Regions from separate parts of the Mus musculus genome. Here region 2 is linked to region 1. The links are chromatin contacts, found by Hi-C or POLR2A ChIA-PET in ENCODE. All regions are on one chromosome and are shown on one strand. The core of a region is the stretch at or near the end of the contact, and the rest is flanking DNA. Distances in the headings are between cores, read along the strand shown. Region 1 holds the start of Pcyt1a (phosphate cytidylyltransferase 1, choline, alpha isoform). Region 2 overlaps Zdhhc19 (zinc finger, DHHC domain containing 19).

Region 1 (6,058 bases), core at 1,736-4,235:
GATGTGAACGTGATGGCGTTCATTATGTGAAACTCCCAAATAACAAATAAAAATATTATGTTGGAAAAGAAAAGAAATAATCCTTCCCATAATCAGAGTGAGTTAGTGTTAACATCAGGAAAAGCAGCCTGGAACCCAGTGAGACCATGTTCCTTATGAGGAGGTCCTCAAGAACGACAAACTCTCCATATTTATACAAGGAGAAATCATAAGCTCATTCTCTCTCAATAAAGTCACCATACTGGTTCTCACTGAGGCTGGCCTCAAACTCTCTATGCAGCCAAGGAAAGAGTTCAAGGATGGCCGTGAACTTGTGATCCTCATGCCTTTACCACCCAGCTGCTGAACGTACAAGCCTGTACCATCATACCCAGCCATTTTGCTAGCTTGCTTTGAAAGAAATCGGCAAATCAGCCTTGGTTTAAACCCCAAATTAAAAACAAAAACAAACAAGCACAAGCGAAAAACTAGCCAATTCCCTAGAGAAGTGAAGTTGAAGCAGGTTCTCTTCTAGTTCCTTCTGGTTGTGTAAAATATGTGTCAAGTACATAAGCATTAGTCCTAAAGGTGTAACTGGTCAGGCCAGAATAGTCCTCCAAACCCTCAGCAATTTCCACTTAAGAACCTTTCTGACTCTTCATTCCCTATTGTAAAGTGTACAGTGAGAAGGGTGGCTATTAGGTAGGTAACCAGATTAATACACTGTAGTGAAGTTAAAACAGCCCAGGCTAACCTAGGATTCACCATCCTCCAGCCTCAACTTCTCAAATGATAGGATATATACAACCACAGCTAGCTTTCAAATTCCTGTTACCATTGTTTTGTTTTGAGATATTCATTCTCATTCATTCTCTCTCTCTCTCTCTCTCTCTCTCTCTCTCTCTCTCTCTCTCTCTCTCTCTCTCTCTCTCTCTCCTGACTGTCCTGAAGCTTACTATGGAGAGCAGGCTGGTCTTTAAAGGTATGTTCTACCATGCCCTATCCCAGTATCTTTTTTTTTTTAATTTTTTTTAGACAAAGTCTTTCTATGCAATCCTGGCTGTCCTGATACTCCACTTGCAGTTGAGGCTGGCCTTGAGCTCAGAGATATCCCTATCTGTACCTCCCAAGTGCTGGAATAAAAGACATTTGGTACCACACCTGACCCAATACCTTTTTAATAGCAATCCTATTTACTTGTAGACTCTCCAACCATAAAGATTGAATAGAATATGAAGATCTATCTCTCCCTACTTCTATTTTATTCTTAGCAAACTGTTTTCTGGGTTTGCAGTTTTGCTCTTAAACTGTGTTATCCTCAAAGTTTCTCCTTCCTCAATGCCTATTCCTGGCAGTTTCTCCACAACAAACGCCTATATCCTTATTGCTTCTATAACTATCACCATCCCTATTTCAATATAGCTTTTGGCTCTCCCAACAAAAATTGTGTTTTAGTCCTCAATCATAACTAGCTATCTTGATTACGGTCAAATAGCTTTCTCCAGTTAAGGCCATCTGTTGGAGCCTGTGGCCAGCACAGGTCCCAGTTCCTAACTCACTCTACACTTACTTCTCTGCAGTTCCTTAATCATAGAATCATTACAGAAAGAAAAACCTCAAATAATCCAAACCCACTACTTCTCAAACTAAAAAAGCAACAACAGCAAAAAGCTAGACATGGTGGCATGCACCTTTAATCTTGAGGCAGAGGCCAGGAGTCTCTGTGAGTTCAAGGCCACCCTGGTCTAGATGGTTCCAGGTCAGTGGCTATACATAGTGAGATCCTGTATTAATGCCTCAGAGCCAGCACTGGTGAGGCAGAAATAGGCAGATCTCTGAGTTCAAGGCCAGCCCGGTCTACAGAGGGAGTTCCAGGACAACCAGGGCTACATAGAGACACCTTGACTTGAAGAAACAAACTCACAAGCAAGAGCAAAGAAACAAAACCAAAACACTTTAAGTCCACCAAAATTTTTAAGCCCAACTGAAAATACTTGTCTCAGCCTCCTGGGTGTCTGAATTCTAGTTGTGTATCACCACACCCAGTTTTCAAACTTTAGCTCGTTTACTGCATACGTAGTAAGATGTAGGAAGCTAACTTTATAGCATCATTGCAAACACACCTGAAACCTATTTTATAAATCCTTACTATGTGAACACAGCGGGGATTTCTATTGTAGACCAGTTGTCTGTATTTAGTTAGTTGCCATCCAACTAAACTGTCTTCACAGCCCAATAGTAAACTGGGACTCAGAGTTGGGTGGCATAATCCAACTCTGAACTTTCCGCTTACTGACGAAGACACTAGCTCAGTGGTGAACTAAGTTTCTCACCCACGGAAGTTTGCCCGTAAAATTCAAACTCTGGTCTGGTCTCACACCAGTGCGGTTTCTTCGTAAGACCTGTGCCGGGTGGGTCCCTCGCTCATTCACTCACACTTTGTACACAAACACAAGTGCAAAGCACCACCCCCAATTCCTGATCTTACATTCTCCTCCAAGTCAGCCCTCAAAGTCGCTGCTTGTCGGTGAGCGCGCCCTCGCAGCCGCTGCTTCATGGTCCCTCGGATCAATCCCCTCAGTCACTATCCATCGATCAGTCAGTCCCCGGGTAGTCACTGCTGCATACTTACTCGGTCATGGTCCCGTCGCAGCCTCTGCCTCGTGCTCTCCGAGGTCAGAGTCCCTCGCATTTACTGCTCCGGGGGTCACAGACCCCTCACAAGCGGCCACCCCTGGGTCACAGTCCTCTTGGCTGTCATTGTACCTCGGTCACAGTAGCCTCCTGCTTCACACTTTCCCTAGCTGTCACTGGCCCACTCTTCAGTCGCAGCCCCCTCACGCTCCCAGCCCGCCTTTGTCCTCGCAAAGCACCCACTACCCGGAGTTTCCTTACCTCAACTCCTCCAGGCTCCGGTCCCCCTCGGATCCCTTCCCCGCGCCGCGTCACCGACTAGCGAAGTCAAATGGGTTGCGGGGAGACGCCCGGGAAACATCTGACCGGACTGCGGACCGGAAGTCCCGCCTCCCGCCCGCCCTCTTGTCAATGCCACCTCCGCATTCCTGAAAACCACAACCTGACAGAGTAGTTCCGCTTCCAGAGGGGCCGGGCGCGTGGGGTGACTGAGCCGAAGCGCTGGAGGCAGGCGCGGGGTCGGCGGGCTCGGAATTCCGGATGTGTGGCGCCTCCTGCCGCCGGTCTCCCGGCGTCCCCTGCGCCCGCTGCCCCTCGCCTTCTCCGCAGGGCTGGGGCTCCGATGTCCGACCTCCCCGAGGACTTCGAGCCCGCCGGCTCGGTCAGGCGAGCTCGGGTCTGAGCTCATCCTCTGTCTGCCAGTTATTCGGACCTGGGTTGACTCATCAGAAAACGAGCCTAGAAATCGACCCGGGAAGTAGTGGAGCAGGAGTAGAGGCGAGGGCAAAAATGCACAGACAAGGAGGCTGTAGTCTAGGGAACGAACTTCCTACGGTGAGCTTTTGGGGGATTTTGTTTGGCCGAGTCCCCCCCCCCCACACACACACACACACAACACACTTCTAAGATTTTGTGTGTCCACGGAGGCCATAAATGGGGTGACATGTCTTGGAGCTAGAGTTAACGGGCCTTTGTGAATACCTGGGTGCTGGGACCTGAACTCTAGTGGGTTTTGTTTTTTTTGGTTTTTTGGTTTTTTGTTTTTTGTTTTTTGTTTTTTTTTTTTTCGTTTTTTCGAGACAGGGTTTCTCTGTGTAGCCCTGGCTGTCCTGGAACTCACTCTGTAGACCAGGCTGGCCTCGAACTCAGAAATCCACCTGCCTGTGCCTCCCCAGTGCTGGGATTAAAGGCGTGCACCACCACTGCCGGGCTAATTCTAGTCTTAATTGAACAGTAAGTGCTTTTAACTCTTAACCACTGAACTCTCTCTCCAGACTTTTTGAGGGGAATTAAAAGTAACTATCAGACATGGCCTTTACTGTTGCCGAGACTGGCCTGGACCTTACTATTTGTCCCATGCCGGCCTTGAATTTGCAGTGGACCTCCTGCCTCAGACTCTAGAGTGCGGTCATTAGCCGCCACACCCTGTGCAATTCTGTAGCTGTAAGGCAAGTGGGAAGAAAACTCTACAGGAGAAAGATGGGGGGGGTGGGGGTAGACTTTTATGTATTTGTTTGCATTTTTTACTTGAAGATAACTGAGAGGAAAGAGGATGGGTGAACTTGTGCATCTGCTGAGGTGCTTCTAAGGAGAAAAATGATTAAAAGCTAGCACACACACTTAAGTTCAAATAGGTATTTGGACTTGGCAGATAAAATGCCCCCAAAAAAGGACTTCGTAGCTGGAGGAGACACCAAGGGCCTCTCTGGGGAAGATGGGCATCACAAAGGTAGTAGTTTAGACTGTAGCTAACATAGAAACCTAGGAATCTTTTTATGGTGGTGGTTATTTTCTAGACAGGGTGTCTCTGTATAGAGCAGGCTAATGTATAATTCACAGAGATCCACCTGCTTCTGCCTCTTGGGTGCTGGGATTAAAGGCGTGTGACAGCACCACCTGGCTGAAACTCCTTGCTCTACTTTCATGTACACTTGAAATTTCTCAGACCCTGTCACTAAACAAAAGGGATATACCTTTAAGCAGTGAGCTGTGTAAACCATAGGGTAGTCAGCCAATAGCTGAGCACAAATAACAGGCCAGAAGAAACGAAAGCAACAGTACAAAGAAAGTAAGTTTTTATAATGGTGCAAAATTTGAAATTAGCCCCTTGATAAGGAAAGGTCAAAATTCAAATGGTATAACCTAATGATATAAATGCAGCTATTATGAAAGTCATAAAAACTATTCATGACATAAGGGGTGAAAACACACAATTTATTTTATAAATATTTTTTTACATCTTATAAGGAACAATGAATAGAAAATATACCCAAGTATCTAGTCATCTGACATATTAAAATGAATTTTCCCCTTTTTCTCTATATTTTCCAAATGTAGAAAGGGCAGAGATAACATAATAAAATCAAGCCATTTAAACATATACAACTTAACAGATTTTAGGTACCAAAGTGCCAACTTGTTTTTATTTGGTCAGGAAATTTAACAATATAAAAAAGTTAAGGTTCCTTGAAGTCACACTTCCCAACGATTCAATAGTAGAAACACCCAAATGCTGCCACCACACAGAATAAGCTGTCCTACAATGAAAAAGACAGAAAACAGAAATCCGCAGGGTTAGTGCTAATGAGAAAGTAGGCCAAGCTGGCCACTGAAACTGACACACACTAGATCCTTGTCAATTTTCTTTTTTCCCTTTGTCTTCAGGGAATCTAGCTATGTAACACAAAAGGCTTCAAACTTGGAATGGTCTTCCTGCCTCAGCCTCCCACGTGTAGGGATTGCAGGTGTGACCCTCTATATCCTGCCAACTTACTTTGCTCAGGGTTTCAGTTAGGTCCTGAGCCCATACAGAACTGAATGGACGAAGAATGTGGGCGATGTTAATGAAAGACACAGATGTCACAGGCCTCCAAATAAGGCTGAGCACTTAACTAGACAGGTACGACTAAGCTCCAGAAAGGACTTCTTGGTCTCCTTCCCAGCCCTGTTTCTCCCTGTAGCTGCTGCCTGGAGAGGAGATGTAACAACCTTTGAAAGATCTCCGGTTGTCTGAATAAACTACACAGATTCAATTCCTGTCTCTGCTCATTGGCACCTGTAAGCAGCCAGGCACAAGGAGCTCTGTGTCTCCAGTTACTTTACTTCCTTTTTTTGTTTGTTTGTTTTTGTTTGTTTTTTGTTTGTTTGTTTGTTTGGTTTTTCGAAACGGTTTCTCTGTGTAGCCCTGGCTGACCTGGAACTCACTTTGTAGACCAGGCTGACCTCGAACTCAGAAATCCACCTGCCTGTGCCTCCCTAGCGCTGGGATTAAAGGTGTGCACCACCACGCCTGGCTACTTCCATTTTATGATTGCTTGTATTTTTCTTTAGTTTTGAGAAGTGACTTTAAGATAAATAGATGATTTTATTATTGAAAGTTTTGTTTATAGAATCTTTATCCAGATTCTTAGGTAGCTCAGTGAAATGTGATATGTTCCAATGAACA
Region 2 (6,058 bases), core at 1,439-3,938, 79 kb before region 1:
TAGGAAGCAGAGAACCTGCTCCACCCAGCATCTTCAGAGGCCCGCTCCACTCCTGCACAGCATCTCCGGAGACCCGCCCTTGCTGTTTGCATAGCATCTTGCTGCACTGGCCAGGAAGGGGCCAGCAGGAAGGCATCTCTCCATTTTTGCCCAAGGCTTGTGAAGAAAGATCTAGAAACTAATGGTTTGCGGATGTTCCCAGTGCAGTTTTCTCTGCCCAGAGTCAGTGCCCTTCTTTGAGCTCCTGATCTCCATTGCTGCTAGGGATGGCTGAGTTCTAGCATGACTCGAGTTCAGGCAAGGGATCCTAATGGGCCACTGAGGCATCGAGGTCAGGCCAGAATCGTGTTCACTGAGCCAGAGTCCTAGGTGTGAGAGACCTGGAGGCATAAGCCTGAGTCCATCTGCCTGCAGGCTCTAGCAGGAGGGTCACAGGTTCACTGCCCAGCTGGGCTTTGGAAAGAGTTCAAGTCCAGCCTGAGTAACTCTGATGAGACCTGGTCTCAAATTTTTAAATGGTACCTTAGTGATGGGTGCTTGCCCTGAATACATGGAAATCTTGGTTTGAGCTCCAACAGTTAAACATTTAAGGAGGAATCCCAGGCCAGGCCAGGAGGAGTCCTGCAGGTCTGGGGACTGTCAGAGCCACATCCACAAAGGTACTAGCAGTGCCTCATGTGCTGGCTTGAGGATTAAATGAGCTAATGCAAGCAAAGTCTTTAACCCAGTGCCTGGCACACAGAACAGCACCGTGAGTATAGCTCCTGAGGTCAGCATTGGGATCCTGCTGGCTGAGGTCAAGCAGCTAAGTCCTTAGGCCCTTCCTGGTTTACAGGCCAAGACCTGGTCCAGCTTTCTTAGCACAGGGCATGGAAAAGGGCACAAGGCAGACGACACCTGGAGACTGCCAAGGCTAGCCTTTCCTGAGCTGTACCGACTCCAAGGGAAACCCTCCCTGAAGCCCTCATCCTCTGTTTCCTTCTCCCTGAGGAACAAGGGAGGTGGTTAGATGGCCCATAGGGTCCCCACCCTCACCAATTTGGAATCTCTCATTCCCATAGCAAAATAAAACTGCCCCAGTCAGAAAGCAGTTAGCAACGGCTGGCCTGCAGAAGCCCCCCCCTCCCCCCAGGCAGAAAGAAGCAGACAAAGGCTCCCTGTACAGAGTCTGCCTTCAGCCCTCCTGTGCTGCACCAGATCCTACAGCTTCCACGAATCACAATTATACCTTCTTACTTGAAAGTCCTTCATTGACTTTGAGTTCCTGGAAGTTTTCATCCAGGAAAAGCAGGGGCGGGGCGGGGCGGGGCGGGGTGGGGGTGAGGGTGGGAGTAGTCAAAGGGATGGAGAACTGAAGAGCAGCTTGTGGAAGAATGGGACAGGAAAGAGGACGGAAGGAAGAGGAAAGAAAAGGAAGGGAGAGGGAGTAGAGAGGAGAGCGGAGAGGTGAGAGGAGGTGAGGCTGAAGATGGAGGCCGGGGCACAGAGAAACAGGAGCCAGGAATAACAAGTGGTGTTTGACTTCCTTCAGCCTGAGGTGTCATGAACACAAGCTGAAGCTGATTGCTTAACTGAAGTGCACAGCCATGGCCCCAAGGCCACGATACTGCTCGGCAGGGGAGTCCCAGCTTTTACAACCGAGTCTACACACACTCCTTTGGCTGGGAGACACCCCACCGGTTGATTTTCTGTAAAACAAACTTCCCCTTGAAACAGCACCTTTCCCCCATCACTGCTCGGCCCCAAAGGATCCGACTCTAAACGGGGCAGCAGCGGACTCTGCCATTACAGTGACTAGCATTATGAAGTCCTAAGCAGGCCACACAATGCAGCCCGGCCTCATGCAGCCCTTGGGTCACCCTCAGTGATGCCTACCATTGACTAAGCAGCCTCTGGCCAGTGCTGGAGTCTGACTCTGCCTGGTCAATGCCTGTGACAGTGCTGTGACTTGTGACCGCTCACCTTGCTTCCTAGAGAAGCCCGTAGTCTTCACGCTAAAGACCGTGTCATGGGAAAGGGCCTGGAGGGGGTTGGCTTTCCCACTTAGCATGGCCAGGGGAAGTCACTGCTTTGTTGAATGTTGTTTTCCTCCTCGTCTCTAAACCAAGAATAGCAACTTAGCAGGGTTGGTGTGAAGATGAAAGGAAATATTATAAATAACTTCGCATAGGCTGGACCCAATGGGGGTTAGTAAAGGTTTGTCACCAGGAATAGGGCTTCATCCCCAGGCTGCATCTGTTTGCTAAGAACTAAAGACACACAATCCCCAGATAAGGTCTCTTAGGGGCCTGACACTAGACCCAGGTGCCCATGAGGTGACTAGCAAGGACCCATACCCATGCATCTGAGGTGTGAGGAACCTGTGCCCTATGAAGTGTGAGGAGCCTGGCCCTGACGGGCTCTGTAGTAGTCTCCTCTGCCCCATCATTCTTGCCCTGCCCCACCCTCAGCCACTGCAGGGCCCCCCTTGGGTGGAGTGGTTAAGGCAGAGCAGGGCGGGTGAGCCAGAGGCAGTAGGGACCATTATCGGGAGGCCCAGGATGCAGAGGGCTTCTGCAGCCTCCTTATCAGCTCCCTGACTGCTGAGGCATTGGCTTATCTGAGCCTAGGGTAAGAGAGCTGAGCTCTGCAGCTACTGCGCTGGCTCCCCTGCTGGGGCAGCTGAGAGTAGAAACCAGAAAGCCACCAGGCTGCCTGCCATTTCTGCCAGGAGGTTATCTTAGCCAGCCACTTCCCCCAGTAGCCCCCAAACCCTGTCTGAAACTGATGGTGGTAGCTTGTCTTTGACCCTCACCCTCAAAGTCAAAGCCTGTGACTCTTTGTGAGGTAAATGACTCTGTGGGGACTGCTGGGCTGAGCCAAGTGACTTCTGTCAAACATACTAGTTGGCAGCAGGTCTGGTTAGTCAGTCACTCAAGACTTGTCCTGCCCTGTAAGTCCCTACCTCCCAGAAGGCTGTGTGGATGACTCGAGATAATTTTGGCTCTAGGACCTAGCTGGCTGGGATCCCACAGAGGGGCTCCGGCTCCAAGTTGGCACATGGTCCTTCTTGGCTTTGACCCTTCCTCTGAGGGAGGCAGGGCATGCTGGGCATGCGGACAGCAGGCCCCCTCCTGGGGCTCTGATAACAGCTCTCACCTTATCTGTCAGCCAAAGACTGGGCGGGGTAAGTCTGAGAAGCAAAGGTAGGTTCTGCAAAAAGGGGCAGAGGAGAAAGTGGGAGCAGAGCAACTGAAGCCCTGCCAGCCTCGCCTGAGATCTAGGGAAGGACAAAGGGCCCTCGGAGAAGGGGTGGGCTAGGCCCCTCCTAGAGCTGTAGAAATTCTCAATTGGGAAGAACAAAGAAACCTAGAATCTTTACCCCAGAGCAGGAGCGATTGCCTTTGAAGAACTCAGAGCCTCTTGAGAATCAGAAGAAAATTACAACCTTGTCCTGCTGGGTAACTGAGGCCTTAAGGAGTCAGGGAAGATAACAACATGCTTGAGCCTCTGAAGGCCCCTTGCCTGAGGCTGGGTGAGTTCCCTGCAAACCTGGAGCCTAGGAGCCAATAAGTACAATCCCAGGCCACGTGGGGCTGAAGACAGCCAGCCTCCCTAAAGCCTCCAAGTGGGCCAGGTACCCCTTCAGAGCCAGGAAGTTGCAGGATTTAATCCAAGTCTTGGCCCAGGCTCCTGGACCCCTCTATTTCTCTGACCCAGGCCCAGGCTACCTGGGGAGCTCTCCTTTGGGGGAAGAGGAAGTCCCCTGACTGCCCTTTTCCTGAAGCTGGGATGTTCCCTTCTGCACACACCTGGAGAGTCACACCCAGAGGTAGACACACTTAGTGGTTCAAAAATACCAATCCTGTCCTCGCTGCCATGTAACACAGAGCTATTTTAGCCCCACAGTTAAATGTGCTCCCATAATAACCCAGAATGTGCTCCCCAGAATCTTCTAGAAGGGCCAAGCTGGGTTGAGACTTTTTGTATTTTTTTTAAGACAGGGTCGATATAGTCCTGGCTGTCCTGGAACTCACTTTGTAGATCAGGCTGGACTCAAACTCCCTGCCTCTGCCTCCTGAGTGCTGGGATTAAAGTCATGTGACACCACACCTGGCCTGGGCTAACTTTTCGTACGTCAAAGACGCATATCCAAAACTCCACCTAGAAAAGTCGAGCAAGGGTAAAAGTAGAGAAAAGCCCCCAAGCCCTCTCTCAAGAAGCTCTTGGTGTTGAAAAAATGAGCTAGCCAGTAACCCAGAGGGTCAGAAGCAGAGCAGATGAGTTTGACAGATTTGACAGGAATGGGCCTGGGCCTCTAGGGACAGTGAGTGGGCTGGGGCCTGGGGGCTGGGAACGGGGCTGATAAGGGAATAAAGCTGACTTGTGGCTTGGCTTTATAAAGAGTTGGAGAGATGACTGTACTACAAAGGCCACACACCGTGGCCACTAATAAAGTCAGAGCTTAATGTGCTCCTCCGGGCACCCCCAGGAATCTAAAGACACACGGGACCTTGGGTCATACCAGGGACAGGTTGGAGTATGGGGGTACGTAAAAAATGAGATGAGGATGCAGGATAGATGCAGGCTTAGCATGAGGCTGAGCATCCCTCGTTTATCCAGTTCTCTTAGAGTGGCCACTGGAAGGGTACCCACACCTAGCCTGATGGCCTTCCAACCCAACAGGGTCCCCGTGCCACAGTGCAAAAGGTCAAGTGCGTCTTGCACGTTCCCCGGGCAGTTGGCGCCCTCTTCAGCCAGATAGAGGCACTGCAAGGTGGATACCCAGTGCAGCCATGACTGGTGGTTTTCCTTCGCATCATCACCAGCCCTTATCAGAGAGACTGCAGGGGTTTTTTGTTTTTGTTTTTGTTTTGGAGACAGGGTTCCTCTGTATAGCCCAGGCTATCCTTGAACTCACTCTGTAGACCAGACTAGCCTCGAACTCAGAAATCCGCCTGCCTTTGCCTCCCAGGAAGACTGCAGTTAATACTGTTGGTCCATCATAAGAGAACCTTTAGTGTCCTGCCCAAGATCATGGAACCAAGCAGTGATAAACCCTGAATTTGGGTCTCCGGGAACCTGGCTCACTCATGCCCAGAAATCTGTCTTCACGACCCTTCAACAGGCCAGACACCCTTATCAGAAATCAACAATTAATATTTAATGAGGATGGGTAGGTCCCAAGTGGACCACAAGGATTCAGACTCAGAGGCGGAAGGAAGTTCAGGTGGTCCTGGCTCTGTGTGCACTGGGGAGAGTCTCATCTAGGGGTCTCCAGCGGCAGGTTCAGCCGTGGGTTGGCGTGGACCTAAACACAGAGTGAGCACATGCAGGCTCCCTCCAGGGTCCCCAGCTCCACCCCACCCCCCATCTCCTCCTTGTTTGAGCCAAGGGTGACCAGCACTTCAAAGGTCTCGGGATTGGAAGGGAATCTGTGATGATTTGCCCCCACCCCCATGTATACCTTATGTTCCACCACCGTGCATTTCAATGAAATTAAACTGTATGCAACATTTTTGACTAAATGAAGGTGCATTCTTCAAAAACAGTATAAACTGTAGGCTAATCTCCGTCCCCATTAACAGCTAGCTCAGACCTAGTGACTGGCCCAGGGCCCAAACCAAGTTGGGAATGAGGTCTTTTCTCTCTCTGTGTGTGTGTGTGTCTGTCTGTCTGTCTGTCTGTGCATTCTAGAGCCACTCCCTTTCAAGGTCCCTCCAGATTCAAGCTCCCCTCCACCAAGCTCTGAGCACCCCAGCTTCAGGGCCAGCCCCACCTCCTGGGGACTTTTCCACAGATGCAGGCAGCCTTCGCATCTCTTGGAGAGCTGCAGCCTCTCCACTCCCTGGGGGCCCCTTCCCTGGAACGCGCCGAGGTTGGTGCTGGGGCCCCGGAGGACCTGGCCTACAGTGTTTAGGACGACGTGGTGGTGAGGGCTTTGTCTTCTCTTGGATCCATGCTGTCCCCACTGGTCTTTGCAGACAGACAACTTCAGACATGTAACTGAAGAAGTGACCGGGCCAGGTACAAGGAGTCAATGCCCTTCTTAGCCAGGACCTCATCTTCCCTCTCAGTC

Evidence for each region. Hi-C counts contacts between places; a loop is a spot of excess contacts on that map. ChIA-PET counts read pairs that join two places held with the same protein, here RNA polymerase II (POLR2A).
Region 2: a loop to region 1 is called in a map of regulatory T cell, with 2.0 times the contacts of the local background. The contact joins the enhancer-like site here to the promoter of Pcyt1a in region 1. A Hi-C loop is called at or near these places in 1 of 37 maps with a recorded cell type or tissue (regulatory T cell). POLR2A ChIA-PET finds 5 or more read pairs at or near these places in 1 of 5 experiments (embryonic stem cell).

Annotation. Positions count from the first base shown.
Region 1 is chr16:32,427,848-32,433,905 of GRCm38, reverse strand. It overlaps Pcyt1a (phosphate cytidylyltransferase 1, choline, alpha isoform), which reads right to left and starts at 2,985. Exons shown (of 9, transcript NM_009981.4): 1 at 2,875-2,985. It overlaps Tctex1d2 (Tctex1 domain containing 2), which reads right to left. Exons shown (of 5, transcript NM_025329.4): 5 at 4,807-5,150. The coding sequence ends at 5,103.
Region 2 is chr16:32,506,278-32,512,335 of GRCm38, reverse strand. It overlaps Zdhhc19 (zinc finger, DHHC domain containing 19), which reads right to left. Exons shown (of 9, transcript NM_199309.2): 8 at 5,759-5,985; 9 at 5,122-5,290. The coding sequence ends at 5,247. Among named protein-coding and RNA genes, the nearest start is that of Zdhhc19, 13 kb to the right of the region's middle. Within about 2 kb of position 2,688, at least 2 of the 3 ENCODE cell types and tissues checked have a DNase peak (open chromatin) inside an H3K27ac peak, as active enhancers do.